2 separate regions of the Homo sapiens genome follow, and region 1 is linked to region 2. A link is an interaction called in ENCODE POLR2A ChIA-PET data of the cell type or tissue named here. Cell type or tissue: MCF 10A. All regions are shown on one strand. Region 1 overlaps RMI1 (RecQ mediated genome instability 1). Region 2 has its middle 140 kb from the start of SLC28A3-AS1.

The links. ChIA-PET counts read pairs that join two places held together with the same protein. Peaks named below come from ENCODE experiments on the same cell type or tissue, not always from the same donor. Only the 100,000 strongest peaks of a DNase experiment are listed, where the experiment ranks them.
Region 1: POLR2A ChIA-PET joins it to region 2 with 5 read pairs; 2 of 35 experiments call an interaction of 5 or more read pairs at or near these places.

Annotation. Positions count from the first base shown.
Region 1 is chr9:84,000,047-84,005,046 of GRCh38, forward strand. RMI1 (RecQ mediated genome instability 1) reads left to right here. Exons shown (of 3, transcript NM_001358291.2): 3 at 905-4,028. The coding sequence starts at 941. The coding sequence ends at 2,818. Among named protein-coding and RNA genes, the nearest start is that of RMI1, 22 kb to the left of the region's middle. In MCF 10A, no CTCF peak of the experiment used is centred here; no DNase peak of the experiment used is centred here.
Region 2 is chr9:84,135,323-84,140,322 of GRCh38, forward strand. No RefSeq gene overlaps it. Among named protein-coding and RNA genes, the nearest start is that of SLC28A3-AS1, 140 kb to the right of the region's middle. In MCF 10A, no CTCF peak of the experiment used is centred here; DNase peaks (open chromatin) are centred at 1,029, 2,809 and 4,189.

The sequences.
Region 1 (5,000 bases), 140 kb before region 2:
GTTATAATTTTATCTTTAGACCACATATTCAAGTACTAAATGGACAGACACAGTGGTATGTTTTAATAGAGTTAAATTAGAACTATTGCACATACATAAAGAACATTAGTGAACATTGTTTCTTAACTAAATTTTAAATGATTAGAATGTGATTATTAGATCAATTATAATATATTATACAGTAGTCTCCCTTTCTCCGTGGTTTTGCTTTCTGTGGTTTCAGTTATCTGCAGTCAACCAAGGTCTGAAAATATTTAGCAGAAAATTCCAGAAATAATTCATAAGTTTTAAATTTAGTGCTGTTCCGAATAGTGTGATGAAATCATACCCTGGACTTGGATCATCCCTTTGTCCAGCATATCTATGCTGTTTATGCTACCCACCCTTTAGTCACTTAGTAGCTGGTTGGTCATCGGATTTAAAAAAATAATATATATTAAGTTTGATAATATTTAGAGTTTCAGACATCCACTGGGGGTATTGGAGCATATTCCCCATAGATAAGGGAGGCTAATGTAACTACTGTTTACTGAATATCCTTTATAGGTCTGACATTATGCTTTACAAATATAATTCATGTGATCCTGTTAACAATCCTATAAGATAGATGGTAGTGTTGACATTTTATAGATGAAAAAACTGGTTACAGAAGTTGAGAATTTTATATTAGGTCACATATCTTGTAACTTGACAGAGCCAGCTTTCAAACCTAGGTATAGCTGTCTCAAACCTTTTGATTTTCTCATTTTACCATCTGATTATGTGTAGTGTTTCAATTTCGACCATGTAAGATGCTGAAGAGTGAAAAATCTAAAGGGTGTGCCTGTCTGTGCATTGTAGAGAATTACAGAAGCTGTATTCAAATATACTGAATTATCTAAATTTTTTTGTTTTTTGTTTTCAGGTAATAGATGCATATTATTTCTTTTATTTAAAAGAAATGAATGTGACTAGTATTGCATTAAGAGCTGAAACTTGGCTTTTAGCTGCATGGCATGTTAAAGTACCTCCGATGTGGCTGGAAGCTTGTATTAACTGGATTCAAGAAGAAAATAATAATGTTAACTTGAGTCAGGCCCAAATGAATAAACAAGTGTTTGAGCAGTGGCTCCTTACTGATCTGAGGGATTTGGAGCATCCTCTTTTACCCGATGGCATTTTAGAAATTCCAAAAGGAGAATTAAATGGATTTTATGCTCTGCAGATTAATTCCTTGGTTGATGTAAGTCAGCCTGCATACTCCCAGATACAGAAGTTGAGAGGAAAGAATACAACAAATGATCTAGTTACAGCTGAAGCACAAGTAACCCCAAAACCTTGGGAAGCAAAGCCTTCACGAATGTTGATGCTGCAGCTAACTGATGGAATCGTACAAATACAGGGAATGGAATATCAGCCTATTCCAATTCTTCATAGTGATCTTCCTCCAGGTACAAAAATTTTGATTTATGGAAATATATCTTTCCGTCTTGGTGTTCTCTTATTGAAACCAGAAAACGTGAAAGTGTTAGGAGGTGAAGTAGATGCTCTTTTAGAAGAATATGCCCAAGAAAAAGTACTTGCAAGATTAATAGGGGAACCTGATCTTGTAGTTTCAGTCATACCAAACAATTCTAACGAAAACATTCCCAGAGTTACAGATGTTCTAGATCCTGCATTAGGTCCTTCTGATGAAGAACTCTTGGCAAGTCTTGATGAAAATGATGAGCTTACAGCAAATAATGACACTTCCTCAGAACGATGTTTCACCACAGGTAGTTCCTCAAATACCATTCCCACAAGACAGTCAAGTTTTGAGCCAGAATTTGTTATTTCTCCAAGACCAAAAGAGGAACCATCAAACCTATCTATACATGTAATGGATGGAGAATTAGATGACTTTTCACTGGAGGAGGCCTTGCTTTTAGAAGAAACTGTCCAGAAAGAACAGATGGAAACTAAGGAATTGCAACCATTGACTTTTAACAGAAATGCCGATCGAAGTATAGAGAGATTTTCACATAATCCTAATACTACGAATAACTTTTCTTTGACTTGCAAAAATGGAAACAATAATTGGAGTGAAAAAAATGTATCTGAACAAATGACTAATGAAGACAAATCATTTGGTTGTCCATCTGTTAGAGACCAAAACAGGAGTATTTTTTCAGTTCATTGTAATGTACCCTTAGCCCATGATTTTACAAATAAAGAAAAGAACTTAGAGACAGATAATAAAATAAAACAAACCAGCAGTTCAGATAGCCATTCCTTAAATAATAAAATATTAAATAGAGAGGTGGTCAACTATGTACAGAAAAGGAATTCACAAATTTCTAATGAAAATGATTGTAATTTACAGAGTTGTTCTTTAAGATCATCAGAGAATAGCATTAATCTTTCTATTGCCATGGATTTGTATTCTCCACCCTTTGTCTATTTGTCTGTTCTAATGGCCAGCAAACCAAAGGAAGTTACAACAGTGAAAGTGAAAGCATTTATTGTAACCTTAACTGGAAATCTCTCAAGTTCTGGTGGTATTTGGAGTATAACTGCAAAGGTGTCTGATGGTACTGCATATCTAGATGTAGACTTTGTGGATGAAATACTTACTAGCTTGATAGGGTTCTCAGTACCAGAAATGAAACAGTCAAAAAAGGATCCTCTTCAATACCAAAAGTTCCTGGAAGGGTTGCAGAAATGTCAAAGAGATCTAATAGATTTGTGCTGTCTAATGACTATTTCATTTAATCCTTCCTTGTCTAAAGCAATGGTACTGGCATTACAAGATGTTAATATGGAACACCTTGAGAATCTAAAGAAGCGGTTAAATAAATAATTAAACTAAAATAGTATTAGGAACAATTAAAAACAACAAGGAAATATTTAGAATTTGTTCACAATTTTACTTATGATACTTTGTGTAAAAAGGAAAAATGAAATTTCATAGCTTATTTCAGTTTAATTTTAAAGTGTTTAATCATGTTTGTTATATGTGGAGCTTTTGAAAATAAGTTAATCTTTTTTTTTTTTTTTTTAATGTCAGGGTATTGCTCTGTTGCCCAGGCTAGAGTGCAGTGGCATGATCATAGGTTATTGCATCAACCTCTTGAGCTCAAGCGATCCTCCTGCCTTAGCCTCTTGAGTTGCTGGGACTATAGGCATGTACCACCATGCCCAGCTAATTTATAATTACTATTATTGTTTTGTAGGGACAGAGTTTTGCTATGTTGCCCAGATTGGTCTCAAACTCCTGGCCTCTCACTCCTGCCGTCATGGCCTCCAAAGTTTACTTTTTTTAAAAGTAACTGTTAGATGGAGGAATATGGTGACCCACTATTGTTGAGAAATTTGTTTTCCACTTGTCACGTCACATAAGATGATTGCTAAAATATTGTACTGGTGTTCGGTGGTGAGTCATATTTTTGAAAGTTAATAATTATAAATAGGTAATTTCCTTCTAATATGTTGGTACTGTCTATGGCCATACCACCCTGAACATGCCTGAGCTTGTCATAATATGTTGAGTACCCAAAAGATTTGTTTATATTGTTAATCTTAGGGAAAAAAAATTAAAATCCAGTAGATCAGAACATCAGGCTTTCAGATACAAATTGATTTACTGGTTTTTATTTTGCTGATTATAATATTTGGTATATTTAAGGTAATCTAGTTAACTAGATGCTATTTCATAGATTATATTGAATGATTTAAAACTTTATTTTCAAGGATAGTTTATTTTAAATGGCATATTGAAAACATCATTATTAAGATCCAGTAGGTAGGACATTTATTGGATTAAAATGAAGCATTTATCTATGTCTTTAGGTGTCATTGTTCCCTTTCTGAATTAGCTGTACATATAAGCCTTCCTTTGGTTTTAAGTACTGATTTTTTTTTAAAAAAAAGAGGGACTGTTTACCATTCTTCCACTGTGCTGTTATAAAGTTGTATTTGAAAGGTAATGTTGTTTTTATTAATCTTTTGTCTTAAAATAATTTAAAGTGCTTTGAATTTTAAAACATTAAACAAATCCTTAAATAACAAAATACATTGGTGTTTTATTTTATTGAAAATAATGTAACGAAATATCAGGAAGTAAGATAAATACATGTATGATGTATGATAATAGAAGTAGAAGAGAAAGATTTTAAAATATTTTCATTGTTGTATCAGGGTTCAAAGCACCAGGACACAGATATTGCTAATATATGCCCTAGTAATAATCTTGTCTATATACTTGCATAGCTTTTTAATAAGTGATCTGAATGGGATAGCTTTATCTTTCATTATCTTTTCATTAAATTTTCTCCTTCTATACTCTCATCTCTGTGAATGGGGCTTGAAAATTGGGATTAGAACTTCTTTTCATATTGTCATTAAAGACTGGCTATCGTACTTTTTATCAATCTATGCTACTATATTGGTTCTTGGTACATCCTGTTTCTAGTCTTCTCTGGCCTGGATTACTGCAGTGGTTTACTAATTGGTCTTTTATCTTATTTTGCCCTCAAACCGTACTCCATAATGTTAGCAGAGTGATCTTTCGAAAATAAGTTTCTTCTTGTTTTCTCTTCATTAACCTTTAATACCAACCTCCTCCCACCCCATTACTTATAGGGTGAAGTCCAAACTCCTCATTGAGTAAGTAAGGACTTTCGTGATCTGGCCCCTGACTTCTTTTTTAGCCTTATCTTGCCCCATTACTCTTTGCCTCTGAGTTTTAGGGGTACCAAGTTATTTGTAGTGCACTAAACATGTGGAAGAATATACCTCTTACTTTCATACTCATGCTTATAGTGCCTGATCCCCCTACCTTCCTAAATCATTTCCAATTCAGTTTAAGCTTTAGGTGCCTGTTACAGTGTTTCATGAATTCCCCTGCCCACTTGCATGCTCTCCTGTACGTTGTACAGACTAATATTATGTGTGTTTTTACTGTGCTTGTTTCTCTGTTATTCTGCTGCTACGTTTTTGGTAGGATAAGTCTTATGGGGCTGTCCTGTGTGCATTGTAGGATA
Region 2 (5,000 bases):
CTGGATTGCAGTAGTGCGATCTTGGCTCACTGCAACCTCTGCCTCCCGGGTTCAAGCGATTCTCCTGCCTCAGCCTCCCGAGTAGCTGGGACTATAGGCACGCACCACCACACCCAACTAATTTTTTTGTATTTTTAGTAGAAATGGGGTTTAACCATGTTTGCCAGGATGGTCTTGATCTCTTGACCTCTTGATCTGCCCGCCTCGGCCTCCCAAAGTGCTGGGATTATAGGCGTGAGCCACGGCGCCCAGCCTTATGTGCATTTTTGATCTCATATAATTCTCACAACAGTCCTCTGAGTAAGGACAATTTTTATGGCCATTTTATAGACCTACTCAGAACGTAGTTCCCAGGTATGGCACCCAGGAATCTACTTTTGAAAGCTCCCAAATGATTCCAATGCATCTATCCATGGAACCATTGCATTGGTTGATATGGGAGAGGTGAAGATGAGATACAGATCTGTATCTAAGCACATCTCAAGATATGATACAGACATCCTGGCCACTTGGGGCTTAGAGCTCGTATGGCTATAAGTACACAAATGCCCAACAAGCATGTAAACTACTAGGATGTCAACTCTCAAAGTCCACCACTGGTGTCTGGGTGTTGTGCGGTTTGCATGGAGATGGAAGGCAGAAATGTCTGCTCTTTGGGTTGGAGAGAACTTTGGATATTAACTTCTTGGTTTGATATTTAAAACTTCTGTTGTGTCGATAGCCCCTCCAGAATAACTGTGGAAAAAGAAAAATATTTTAAAATATTCAAACCCAAATCGTCTTTGATTTAGACTTTTTCAGGTGGAGCAAAGCTTTCACATATCCTTGGGAGGAAAGAATTCAAAAACTGGATGTAAATAGAGCTGCGTTTATTGAGATAGGAGAGAGCGGATGCAGTGAATGAAATGTGTGTGCAGATAGTAATGAAGTATTTACCTATAGGAGTGTGCTGTTTGTATGTGCTCTTCCACAATTTACTTGGTACTTGAAAAATGTTGTCATGGCAACAGTATAACAAACAAGGTGGAATTGCGTACAGATGAATCACAACTTTATATGCCAGACAAAGAAGCGAATGTTCTATTAGGGCTGGGCTTATTAAGCTTAAAAGTTACAGCAAACATTTTCACGAGGTTTTCTTATTGTTTCTCATTTTAAAAAATGAGGGAGGTGCATAGACGGTAGAAGGTGTGGGATTATATTTACAGGATTTCCATAATATTACCATGGCAGAACACAGGTCGGCTGCATCAGCTTCACCTGCTGGTGTCCCAGCCTGTTTGACAGGATGGAGCTTGAGATGGTGTCTGTTCCAAGAACATATAGTTGAGGAGTTTACACACACGGGCACACGGGCACATACACACGGGTACACGTGTACACACACACACAGATGAACATGGCAAGAAGCTGTCATCTTATCTGGTGGAGAGAGCCAGGTATATAAAGCACTCCACCCAGGGGTGTGAGGCAGAGAGGGCTATGACCACACACGTGGTTCCAAGGACACTACGGTTGTACTTCCTGAAGGACAGGAACCCTTGAGGGAGCAAATTTGAGTGTCTTTTTTGATGCTTCGGGAATCTTTGAGTTCAATGAAGAGAGACACCATGGGTGGGCCACATAATCATGCAGACTCATTGGTTTGGGTTATGATTATATACAATTCTTTGCTCCAAAGTGGTCCATGTCCTGGAGCTGGAGGATGATTGTTTTGCGAGCACTTTTTGGATACAATCCCCTTCCTTGATACAGAGCTGCAAGCACTGATTGGCTGCTCTTGGCTATGAGTCTTACCTCACTGATTCTTGGACTTGAGACTGTATCTGTATCACCTGGAGAGGTTTGTTAAAACACATCTTTCTGGGACTCACTCCTAGAGTTTTAAAATTTGCATTTCTACCAAGAGTCTGGGTGAAGCTGTTGGTCTGTGGATGACACTTGGAGAGCTGCTGCTTTAGATGGAAACTCACCTGATAGAAAGGATGGGAATATTAGTCTTACAGTTTTCTTTCCCTTCCCACTAAGTGGCTAGGCAGAAATTCAGGGACCTCTCCAGTGGAGAAGGCTGGGACTTAATTGTTTGAAGTCAATTTGATAATAATAATAATAAAAAGAGATTAAGAAAATGACTGTCTTTCTTCAGATCCCAGGCAGTGCAGGAGGGACTGTTTTCTGGATTTTTCTGTGATTGAGAAATGTTAAGAATGGAGATGTAATAATGTGCTTCTCAGAGAATTAGTCCTCCACTAGCAACACTGGCATCACAGGAAGCTTATTCAAAATGCAAAATTTCGTACCCTACCCTCGATCTGAATCAGAATTACATTTAATAAGCTCCCCAGGTGATTCATACACATGTTAAAGTTGGAGAAGCACTGCTGTAAGAGACAGGCTGCCAATCTGGCAGTCAAGATACTTGAGTTTAGCCAGGTGTGGTGGTGCGTGCCTGTAGTCTCAGCTACTCGGGAGGCTCAGTTGGGAGGATTGCTTGAGCTTAGGAATTTGAGGCTGCAGTGAGCCCTGAGTGTACATGAGAATAGCCATTGCACTCCAGCCTGCCAGCATAGCCAGATCTATCTCTTTAAAAAAGAACATACCTGAGTTTTAGCCCAGGTCCTGCCTTTACCCAACTGTATAGCCCTTACTGGGCTTCGGGGGATGGGCTGGGGTGAGTTAGTGACCTACAAGTTTCTTGCTAGCTTTGGGGTGCTGCAATTCTGAATCATACCTTGGCAGGTCCTGACTTGCTCTGCCATTTCAGAAGGCTTCTGAAAAGTGTGGGCCCAAAGGTCTCTGAGGTCCTTGAGTTCCTTCCCTCTGCTGCCCCCACTTTACCCCACTGCAAGCTGGTGTGAACTCTTGCAGGAGGACAGCGCTATCTTGTGCCAAGGACATGACATCATTCCATGTACCTAAACTCAAAGGAGCCCAGTGTATAATCACTTACTATGGATGAAAGCTTGAGCAATCTGGGGAAAGTACATCCAGTCTAATAGCACTGTCTAATAACAAAGCCCTTGTCCTGAGTAGCCTTTAGGAAAGCAGCTGGGTCAGTCTCTGAGCCTTGACTACCCCCTTAGTAAGACACATAATTGCAATACTGTCATGCACCACATAACAACATTTTAGTCACTGATAGACTACATATATGATGTTCCCATAAGATTATAATATAGTCCCATAAGATTATAACACCATGTGTTTACTGTACCTTTTCTATGTTTAGATACACAAATACTTACCATTGTGTTACAGTTGCCTCCAGTATGCAGTACAGTCCCATGCTGTACAGATTTGTAGCCTAGGAGAAATAGGCTGTACCATCTAGCCTACGTGTGTAGTTGGCTATAAAATTAGGTTTGGAAAAGTGCACTCTATGATGTTGGCACATGACAAAATTCCGTAACAATGCATTTCTTAGAATGCATGCCTTTCATTAAGCGATGCATGACTGTGCTAACTTTTCATGCAGAAACAGCCTCCAAACTAGTAAAAGGCTGTCTTTAGGGTGTTTGAAGTATTTGTGTTTTTGCTGTATCGAAGCATTAAAATAGAACCATATGCATTTTCAGATTTGGAACATGAATTAATTAATATAAAATGGGCAGGAAAGATGTCTGGTGACTCAAATTAAGAAGAACCTCATATGGAAATGTTCAATCTGCTCTATAGGATAAACTATTTTTAAAGACTTCAGACACGTCAGTTTTCATATAAAGCATATTTTCTTAAGGTCAGCTCTGTGGATGGTGCACTTGCCCTAGTTCAGTGCTCACAGGATTGCATTTTGTATTCCTTAAGTAGTCCATCATCCTGACTTTTTATTAATTTAAGCTCATTTTCTCCCAAATCTGCCCAAATGAATTAAACATTGTGTGTGTGTGACCATGAGATATTCTTTCTTGCTGCTGGAGGAATTTGATTATTGGATGAATTTCTTTTGGCTGTTGTTGAGAGAAACTTGTGGCCCCTTTTGATTTGGTCGAATGTTGGCAAAAGGTGATTTGGACAAACGACATGATAATGCAAGGCCTAACACTTTCACTTCCCTTATGAGTGGTCTCTTTCCCGTTCTTTTGTCCCCTGGCACTTTGGTTTCGTTTCTATTGTCTAAAGGTCTTTGCTTGCAATTTCTTGACTTGCATTCATTGCCAGGCAGGCGTGAGGTACACTGGAGCAATTTTCTGGGAGAAATGCCAGCTTGGAATGGAGGCAGAGCCTTGATGTTTGTTGAGGGAAGAAAGGCTGCAAAAACAATAAAGCTGGGTTTTCTATGAACTGGCTCAGGGTCAGAGGGTAAAGGAAAACATATCCTTGGTAGAAATCCTTATACCCTGGAGCCTCAGTGGTTTGTCTACAAAGCCATCTGTTGAGATGGGAGTAGGAATTATGAGACGGGAGCCAGCTCTACAGCCCGAATCCTTACCGCGTTGTTTTGATTCTGTCGGGGGAGCAGCTACTTCTGTTAAAAGAATGTCAGATTCTAAGTGTGTTGGAAAGGGGATTTTTGTTGCCTTCTCTTTTTATGTAAGCATGGTGTGTATGTCTTTCTTTTAAAGGAAACTAGAGTAGTCTTGCATAAAAGCTTGGAGGGTTTGCAAAATCTATGGCAGCTTTGCTTGGAATAGCACGACTCTGGAAACAACTCAAATACACATCAATATGGAATTGCTTACATAAATTATGATACATCCATACTGGGAAATACATAGCCTTAAAAAAGCATTGAATAATCAAAACCCAATGCAAGCCATCCCTTTCTATATTGAGAGGGTATAATCTCCACAATACAAACTTGAGGGTAAAAATACAAGGTAAGACACACAAGATGTTAAGAACATTCAGCGTGTGTGTGGTGCAAGCATTTGGAAGTGGGGGCAGAATGTGTGTGATTACTTGAATACATGTGTATACACATGTGTATAGGCATAGAAATATCTAGAAGGGTGACAAAGAGCCTGGTAGCGCTGGTTTCCTCCATGGGAAAGCTAGGCTTG